Linked DNA regions of Homo sapiens: region 2 is linked to region 1. A link is an interaction called in ENCODE POLR2A ChIA-PET data of the cell type or tissue named here. Cell type or tissue: B cell. All regions are shown on one strand.

Region 1 (4,000 bases):
AGCGACTCTCCTGCCTCAGCCTCCCAAGTAGCTGGGATTACAGGCACGTGCAACCACGCCCGGATAATTTTTTTTTTTTTAATTTTAGTAGAGACGGGGTTTCACCATGTTGGCCAGGATGGTCTCGATCTTCTGACCTCATGATCCGTCCACCTCGGCCTACCAAAGTGCTGGGATTACAGGCATGAGCCACCAGGCCTGGCCTCTAAGCCCCAGTTTTCTAACCTCTTCAATGAGATGATAACCAGACCAAATTTGTAGGGTTTTTATGAAGATAAAGGAGGTAACTCAGGGAAAGTACTTAACATCTGGACACATAGTAAACATGAAATAACTTCCAATTGTACATTATGATTGTTGTTGCTATATATTACTTGTACACCACCTAGCTCATGGTAGGTACTTGTGGTATCCAGCCTCCAAGATGCCCCCAGTCAGGCCTTGAGATGACTGCAGCCCTGGCTGATGTACGATGGCAGCCTCATGGGAGACCCAGAGCCAGAACTGGCCAGCCAAATTGTCTGAGTCCATTGGGGGATCTTATAACAAAACACATAAATTGGGTGGCTTATAACTAAAAAGCATTTATTTCTCACAGTCCTGAAGGCTGGGAAGTCCAGGGCCCCAGCAGATTCAGTGTCTGGTGAGGGCCTGCCTCCTTACAGATGGTGCCTTCTTGCTGTGTCCTCATACGGTGGATGGGAAAAATTCTGGTCTCTTCCACCCCTTATAAAGGCACTAATCCCATTCACAAGGGCTCCACTCTCATGACCTAACCACCTCTCAAAGGCCTCACCTCGTAATACCATTACACTGGGGATTCTGTTTCAACATGGGAATTTAGGGAGGATGTAAACATTCAGACCATAGTAACCACCAAATTCCTGACCCATAGAAACTGTGCATGATCAATTTTTATTGTTTTAAGCCACTCATTTGTTATGAAGCAAAAATTAACAAATACAATGCTTTAAAAAAAAAAGTCGGCCAGGTGCGGTGGCTCACACCTGTAATCCCAGCACTCTGGGAGGCCGAGGCAGGCGGATCACGAGGTCAGGAGATTGAGACCATCATGGCCAACATGGTGAAACCCCGTCTCTACTAAAAATACAAAAAATTAGCCAGGCGTGGTGGTGGGTGCCTGTAGTCCCAGCTACTCGGGAGGGTGAGGCAGGAGAATGGCATGAACCTGGGAGGCGGAGCTTGCAGTGAGCCAAGCGCCACTGCACTCCAGCTGGGCGACAGAGTGAGTGAGACTCCATCTCAAAAAAAAAAAAAAAAAAAAAAAATAGCCCCCTCTCCCTTCCAAGTGAGAGAAAACAGATTGGCATTTCCTTCTGCAAATCCATGCAGTCCAGCACGTGGTCAGCAGGGAGAGTCATTGGACCACGTTCTGGTCTAAATGTGTTGGCATTTTCCTCACTAAAGCAGTGAGCACACCCAGCTTAGGCCAGAGGAGATGCCAGACCAGTAAAGAAGAGGCCAGCCACCCCAGGCCCCTGCTCCATCAGTGAGCTGCTGGTGGCCCCAGGGGAATGCTCAGTCCCAAGAACCAGCTCAGAGCAGGCTCCTGCCCTGTACGAGGAAACCCAGAGAATGATTCTGAGACTTGCTTCATGGGCTTGAATACAACTCCCCAGTGGCCAAAGAACTCCTGTTCTTGGACTTGAGCAAAGACCCCAAGAAGGGTGCCATGGCCAGTGGCATCACTTGGGGAAGGGCACCTGTAACTCTTCCGAGTAACTCCTCTGCCCTTGAGAAGAAAGGGGCAGAGTACCTGACCCAAGTGACAGGTCTTGCTCCTTCTGCTGTCCTGTGTCAACCCCAGCCCCTGACGCTGTCAGTAACCACTCTTGTGGTTGCTTCATAACAAGCATGTGAGTCTCTGGCTGCAGGAGGGCAGAAGCATCTGATGACTGAGGATTTGGGGCCCCCCGTCAGACTCTGACATCACCATCCCTCCCCAATGCCCATTTGCAAACCCAAGTAGGGATCAAACCCAGCCTCAACTGGATCTGCCGCAACCTTAGAAGTGCTGTGAATCCACTCTAATCACCAGTTTAGATCATCAGGGACCATACCTAAGGACCAGCCAGCCAGCCCCAAAGAGGGCCACACAGCCAGCTGGAGTCAGGGCTGGAGAGTGCAGGGCCTACTTCCTTCCAGGAGAGGGGAGAGATGAGTGAAACAGCTGAGAAAACCCCCCTGCTTTCTTCCTGTGCCCTCCAGAAAGAACAGACAGCCCTTATGGCTTGCATCTCCCCAGAGCCTGAGACCCAGGGTATCAGGGCCTTCCAGGTCCTTCTGCTACATCTCCCTGGCCCAGTAAAGGCAGCACTTTGCAGGGGAGGGAGGAAAGAGTTGGACATATCCTGGATGCTTCACCTTATTCCTTGTTGGTGTATGGGGCTGGAGGTGAGAGGTCATCACAAGGGGTGAGAGGGTAAAAGTTAAGGTACTTTGAGAAGCCCCAGCCCCAGGAATGATCCCTGGCACCTACTCCCCCTTCCCATAGACTGGATAGGAAGCAGGACCACCCACCTCCCTGAGGGGACTTGTGGAAATGCAACAGAGGCATTTTTTTCTCATAATGTGGTGTGTTTAAGCATCTACACATTGTAATACATGCATATAAGTAACATTATAAATTACTTTTAATGTCTTTATATTACAGCACATTATTTATAATCATTGGAATTACATATATAGCCAGAATTTAATAATTGTAGAATAGCATATGCTTTAGTATTTGATAGGGTTAATCCACATTCATTCCTTTTGTTTTCAGAATTTGCCTGTTACCTGCATAGCAGGTGCTCAATAAATATTTTTATAAGTGAATGCTTCAAGGGGCTTATGGTCTGTAGGGCATGCTAAAACTAAGTAGATAAAAGAAACAGTGCCATAGGAATATATTCATTCAACAAATCATGATTGAGTGCCAACTACGTCTAAGGCACGATGCTAAAGGCTGTGCAGGACCCTCCAGAAGACTAAGTCACTATTTACATAGAAAACACAGCCATGTGCAAAATGAAGGGTGCTCTACAGCCATCAAGAAGCTGGGGTGGTCCCTTCTGGCCCAGGGAAGAAAGTGGAGAACTATGAGAGTCTAAGTGGTAGGCTTTGGGGAGAAGCTGCACATTTATGCATTTTTAGGAAAAGTCACCCAAAAAGGAGCTCTTTGGAATACCTATGCAAGATGGAAGAATTCTTCAATCCCAGGTACATTCACCTTTCCAATCCCTAGTCTTGTCAGGGGCTCTTTCCTGGAGTACATAAGAACAAAGAAAATCAGCAGAGCCTCTATCAGCCCACGATGGAGAGAATGCCCCCAAACATTTTGTTCTTTTTTTTTTTTTTTTTGAGGCAAGATCTCTCTCTGTTGCCTAGGCTGGAGTGTGGTGACACAATCACGGCCCACTGCAGCCTCCACCTCCTGGGCTCAGGCAATCCTTCCACCTCAGCCTCTCAAGTAGCTGGAACCACAGACACGTGCCACCATGCCTGGCTAATTTTTTTTTTTTGGTAGAGACAGGGTCTCACTACGTTGCCTAGGCTGGCATCAAACTCCTGGGCTCAAACAATCCTCCCACCTCGGTCTTCCCAAAATGCTGGTATTACAGGCGTGAGACACAGCACCTGGCCCCAAAAACATATTTAGAAGAACATTATGGCCTGCCTCCACATGAAAAATTTCTTGTCAGAAATGTGTTTGCCTCATTACAAAGAAACAACCTCCCCCCAGCATATTGGAATAGCTTTACCCGCTTCTCAGCAGTCACAAAATTGATTTTCTGTTCCCTCTTAACTCCCTCTGGACAGTGGAACTCAGTTATCAAGCATAACTTCCTGTTCTTTCGGTAACCCTATTTGGTGAAATTAGAATTAGGAGTTTAATTCAATGTAGTGCAAAGCCCAATGAGATTAACTTCATGGTTTCAAGACCTTCGCTAGGAAACAGAATCCTGCGTTCTCTATTTCTCTTTCAAAAATTGAC
Region 2 (4,000 bases), 1.0 Mb after region 1:
CAAGGTCAGACCTAAAAGAAAAAACAAGTCTCCAAAGGGAACATGCACCTTGGGAGAAGGTGGGGGAGAAGCGGCAGGAAGTCCCTTAACTGGCAATGCTGGGGTAGGCGTCCCCTGGGCTGACTGCATGCCTCTATGGAGGTCTAAGAACTTGGCTGTTGGAGCTCCCTACTCACCCCCAGCTGCCCCACTTCCATTTGACTTTATGAGACACTGCATAGTCACAAATCTTTGCAGAGAATAAGACTCCCTGGAGCATGGGTGTACACCTTGAGTTGCCACGACCTGGACACAGCTTTCCCTGAGCAAAGGAACATCCGCTCGGCCTTTGTGGAAGTTGCACCCTGGCGTCGCTCATTGCAGCTGAACCAAATATGAGGCTAGAAGGAACTTAGTGGTCATCCAATTCAGTGCCCCCATGTACTGACAGGACCTCTGAGCAGTTCCAGGGAGTCATGGCCTGCTTGGCCTGACTGTTGGGGGAGCCCTGGGGCATCATCTCTTCTCTCCGGCACAGGCACACCCTCTTTGTACAGCCTCCTCCTAAACTATGACTTCAGTGGAGTCACTCTGTTCCCCTCCAGCTGCCCTGCTCTGACACTTTCAACCCCAAGAGGTAGCGGCACCCTAGTCTGAGAGTCATCCCCTACTCTTCTTTTTCTATCCATTCCCACGCTTTTAAAGAGCCAATCCTTCTGATTTTTTAAAACAAAATATCAAATGATTCTGAACATTTGACAACACATTTGGACAGGAAAGACTTTTAAAGCAGATGTAAATTCATTCCTTTTTTTTTTTGCAGGGGCATTTGCATCTTCAGAGAGTCATGGAATTTGAGCTAGATGAGCGGTCAGACTGAGGTAGCTCATCTCCTCCTCTGATCCTGCATTTGCCATAGGACTGGCCATTTCACGTCACGCCCTCAAAACCACACAGCTCATGGCCTCAAGTCCAAATGGCCAGGCTCTTGGTGTGTTAGTTCCTTTCTGTGTACACAAACCCCCACCACACACCCTCTGCTCTGTCCAAACTTACAAAGGAGATGTCGCTTCCTCCTGACCCCCTCTACCTCAAATCTCCCTCATCCTTCAAAGCTCAGGGCAAATGTCCCTCCTCTCCAGAGCCTTCCCTGGAAACCTCTTGTCTTCTCCTTGTGGGGCTTTCCTGCCCTTCACTCACACTCATGAACTGGGGAGAGAATGCTGGTTAACAGCCCCCTCCTCTCCCAAGCCCACTCCTGGGCTGGAAGACTTGGCCGGTCATTTTAGGCTCTGATTAACGCTACTCCAGAAGATCAAAGTATGCAGTTAAAAACCCAGGCAAACTTTTGGAAAAAGTAAGTCAATTAGAAACATCTTAAAAAAGAAAAAAAAAAAAAAAAGAAACTATTTGACAGTAAATACTATAGCTAAACACATACAAACTATATGATACAATTCCATTCCTGGTTATTACCCAACAGAAATGCTTAAATCTATGCACCAAAAGACATGTACAAGAATACTCACAACAGAAATATGCAAAATATCCCCAAATGAAAACTACCCAAATGTCCATGAACATGGATAAATATTAATAATAGTGATAACCATTTATACAATGAAATACTTCACAGCTCTGAACAAACAAGAATTACATGCTGCAATATGATGAGATTCACAAACAATATTAAGTAGAAAAAATCCAGACACAAAAACTCTTTGATTCCATTTACATAACTTTCAAAAGTGACAAAACCAATCTATATGTTAGAAATTAGCTTAGTGGTTACCCTTGAGGTCGAGCGATCTATCACCAAACCAATTATACCACTGATAGTTACATCAATTCCATTCCTTTTCTACTGCTTGTTTTGATGGTCAGGAGAGAGATTTACAAGGGAGTTTGAAAAGTGGGAGAATCAATTCATTTAAACAAGGCTTTATTGCATGCTTCCCCATGGGCCAGGCATTGCCCTAGATGGTAGGGGTACAGGATGGATTAGACAGAATTTCTGCCCTCGAGGAAGTCACAGTCCAACGACCAGGCTCACACTCTAGAAAGGGCCCTCACTCTTCAGCATGAGGTGCCCACTCTGTGAAATGGCCAGTACCTAACTCATCCAAGAATTCTCCCCCTAGAAAGTCAAAGACACCCCTCACCCTATCAGGCCTGGAAGATGTACCCAGGCTGAAACACTTAGGTACCACCCACCAAAACATTGTCACCCTGTGCCTCCATAGGAGAGGGTTATAAGCTGAACTGAGAGCCGACTACCTCGCTCTGGAGTCCTCCAGAGCTTTGAGGAGTGATTTCCAGTGCCCATAGGCCAGCAGACCACTCAGACAAGGGCAATTTCGAGATTTCTAATCTAGGCAAGGGCCGTGCCAAGCACCACACTGACAGCTATCATTTGAGGCAATATTTCACTCTTATAGTGTGGTCACCGTCCCAGTGTGTTTTTCACATCTAATTTCATACAGGAAGTCAGCCCAGCCTCACTGCTTATCAGAACAGAGAACAGTCGGCCTCCTTGACTCTGAGGATCCCATAAGGCCTCAGTGATAAGCTGGCTGCCCCCAGATTCCTTCTCATCAGGAGGCTCAGGAGACAACTGGGATGGCCTATGTTCTGGGAAATGACAGCACCTAGCAGCATCAGTAACTCTACCAAATGACTTCGAGAGAAACCAGAGCTGGAGGGACCTCAGAAATTACCCAGGCCCAAAGATACTCCCATCTTTTTTTTTAAATGAGGAGATTGGGGCCAAAGGGCTGAAGTCTATTCCTCAAGGTCACACTAATAAGTGATGGCAAAACTGAGGACAAAATTGAAATCTCCAGACTCCAGGGTTTTTTCTGTATACACTCACCTGCAAAGCTCAAACCAGGAGAAGCAAATACCATCCTCTCACCTTCTAAACCCAGACCCTGTAGAGTCTCATAGGGCCTCTGGGCTAACTTGGACCCACCCTTGGAACTAAAGAAATTTACCTGCACAGGAGATTTTGCTTCTTTAAGCGCCTGGGCAAGCTCTAATCCCGGTGCAGTCAGAAGCATGCAGCCTGAAACCACCTCTTATATATGGGTCCTTTCTACACATGGTGTTTAGCCAAGAATTTGCGACCCCACCTCCCAGGACCTTGGTTCCTCCCCACTGTGTGTTCTCTGGAAGGGAGTGGAGTACCCAGGGCTTTGCGACTGGATTACACAAATCCAATTATTTCTTTAGAACACCATACAGAGAAAGCCTGTTTCAGTAATGCCTTAATGAGAGAGAGTTAGTCATCTTCTCACTTCCAACCCTGGGGAGGGTACTTTCAGGTGTGACCTAGAAAAGCATTTCACTGCAGGAGCACATGATACTGCTTGCTCACCTCCCCACAACTCCCAGGACACCAAAGAACCAAGACAGAGATTCCTGTACATCCCTATGTTTAAACTAACATTGACAGAAGCCTGGAAAGTATTTTCAAGAGGTGGCTGTGGGTTTTCTTTTATGGTTGTCAGAGTCTGAGGCAGCCCTCAGGGATGTTTCCTGCTAAGGAGGAAATCTGTGATTCATTTGTGCTATTGAGATCGCTCCCTCTTCCTTCCCAACCTACTTTCCAAATCCCCCATTTTGGCCATCTGGGACTCAGAACATTGACCTCCCACTGGTTGTCTCCTCACAGTTCACCTTGGGTCCCGTTGCTCCAAATCTGGTTGTTCTTCCCTTAAAGCATTTCTTAGCCCTCCTGTGGTTGCTCTAGACTTCTTCACTCCCTCCCCACCCCCACCCCCAAATCCTTCTCCTAGGTTCCCACCACCACTTGCACAGATTTCCATCATAGCAGCTTAGTTGGTTCCAGCTTGCCTGCCTCCACGCTTGCACACCTAGGATCCCCAGAACCCAGAACCATGCCTAGTACCCAGGAGGTGCTCAATATGTGTCAGTGGAATCAGAGTCCCTTGCCTGTGGAAATCCTCTGTCCTCTTCCTCCCCGCCTGCTTCTTGGCCTCTGCCTTGACTCTAATCTCTC

What was found. ChIA-PET counts read pairs that join two places held together with the same protein. Peaks named below come from ENCODE experiments on the same cell type or tissue, not always from the same donor. Only the 100,000 strongest peaks of a DNase experiment are listed, where the experiment ranks them.
Region 2: POLR2A ChIA-PET joins it to region 1 with 6 read pairs; 1 of 35 experiments calls an interaction of 5 or more read pairs at or near these places.

Annotation. Positions count from the first base shown.
Region 1 is chr2:30,170,676-30,174,675 of GRCh38, forward strand. No RefSeq gene overlaps it. Among named protein-coding and RNA genes, the nearest start is that of SNORA10B, 15 kb to the right of the region's middle. In B cell, no CTCF peak of the experiment used is centred here; DNase peaks (open chromatin) are centred at 576, 1,816, 1,936, 2,376 and 3 weaker places.
Region 2 is chr2:31,214,484-31,218,483 of GRCh38, forward strand. CAPN14 (calpain 14) reads right to left here and starts at 3,032. Exons shown (of 22, transcript NM_001145122.2): 1 at 2,973-3,032. RefSeq lists enhancers at 1-155, 156-656. In B cell, no CTCF peak of the experiment used is centred here; a DNase peak (open chromatin) is centred at 2,393; H3K27ac peaks cover 2,850 bases.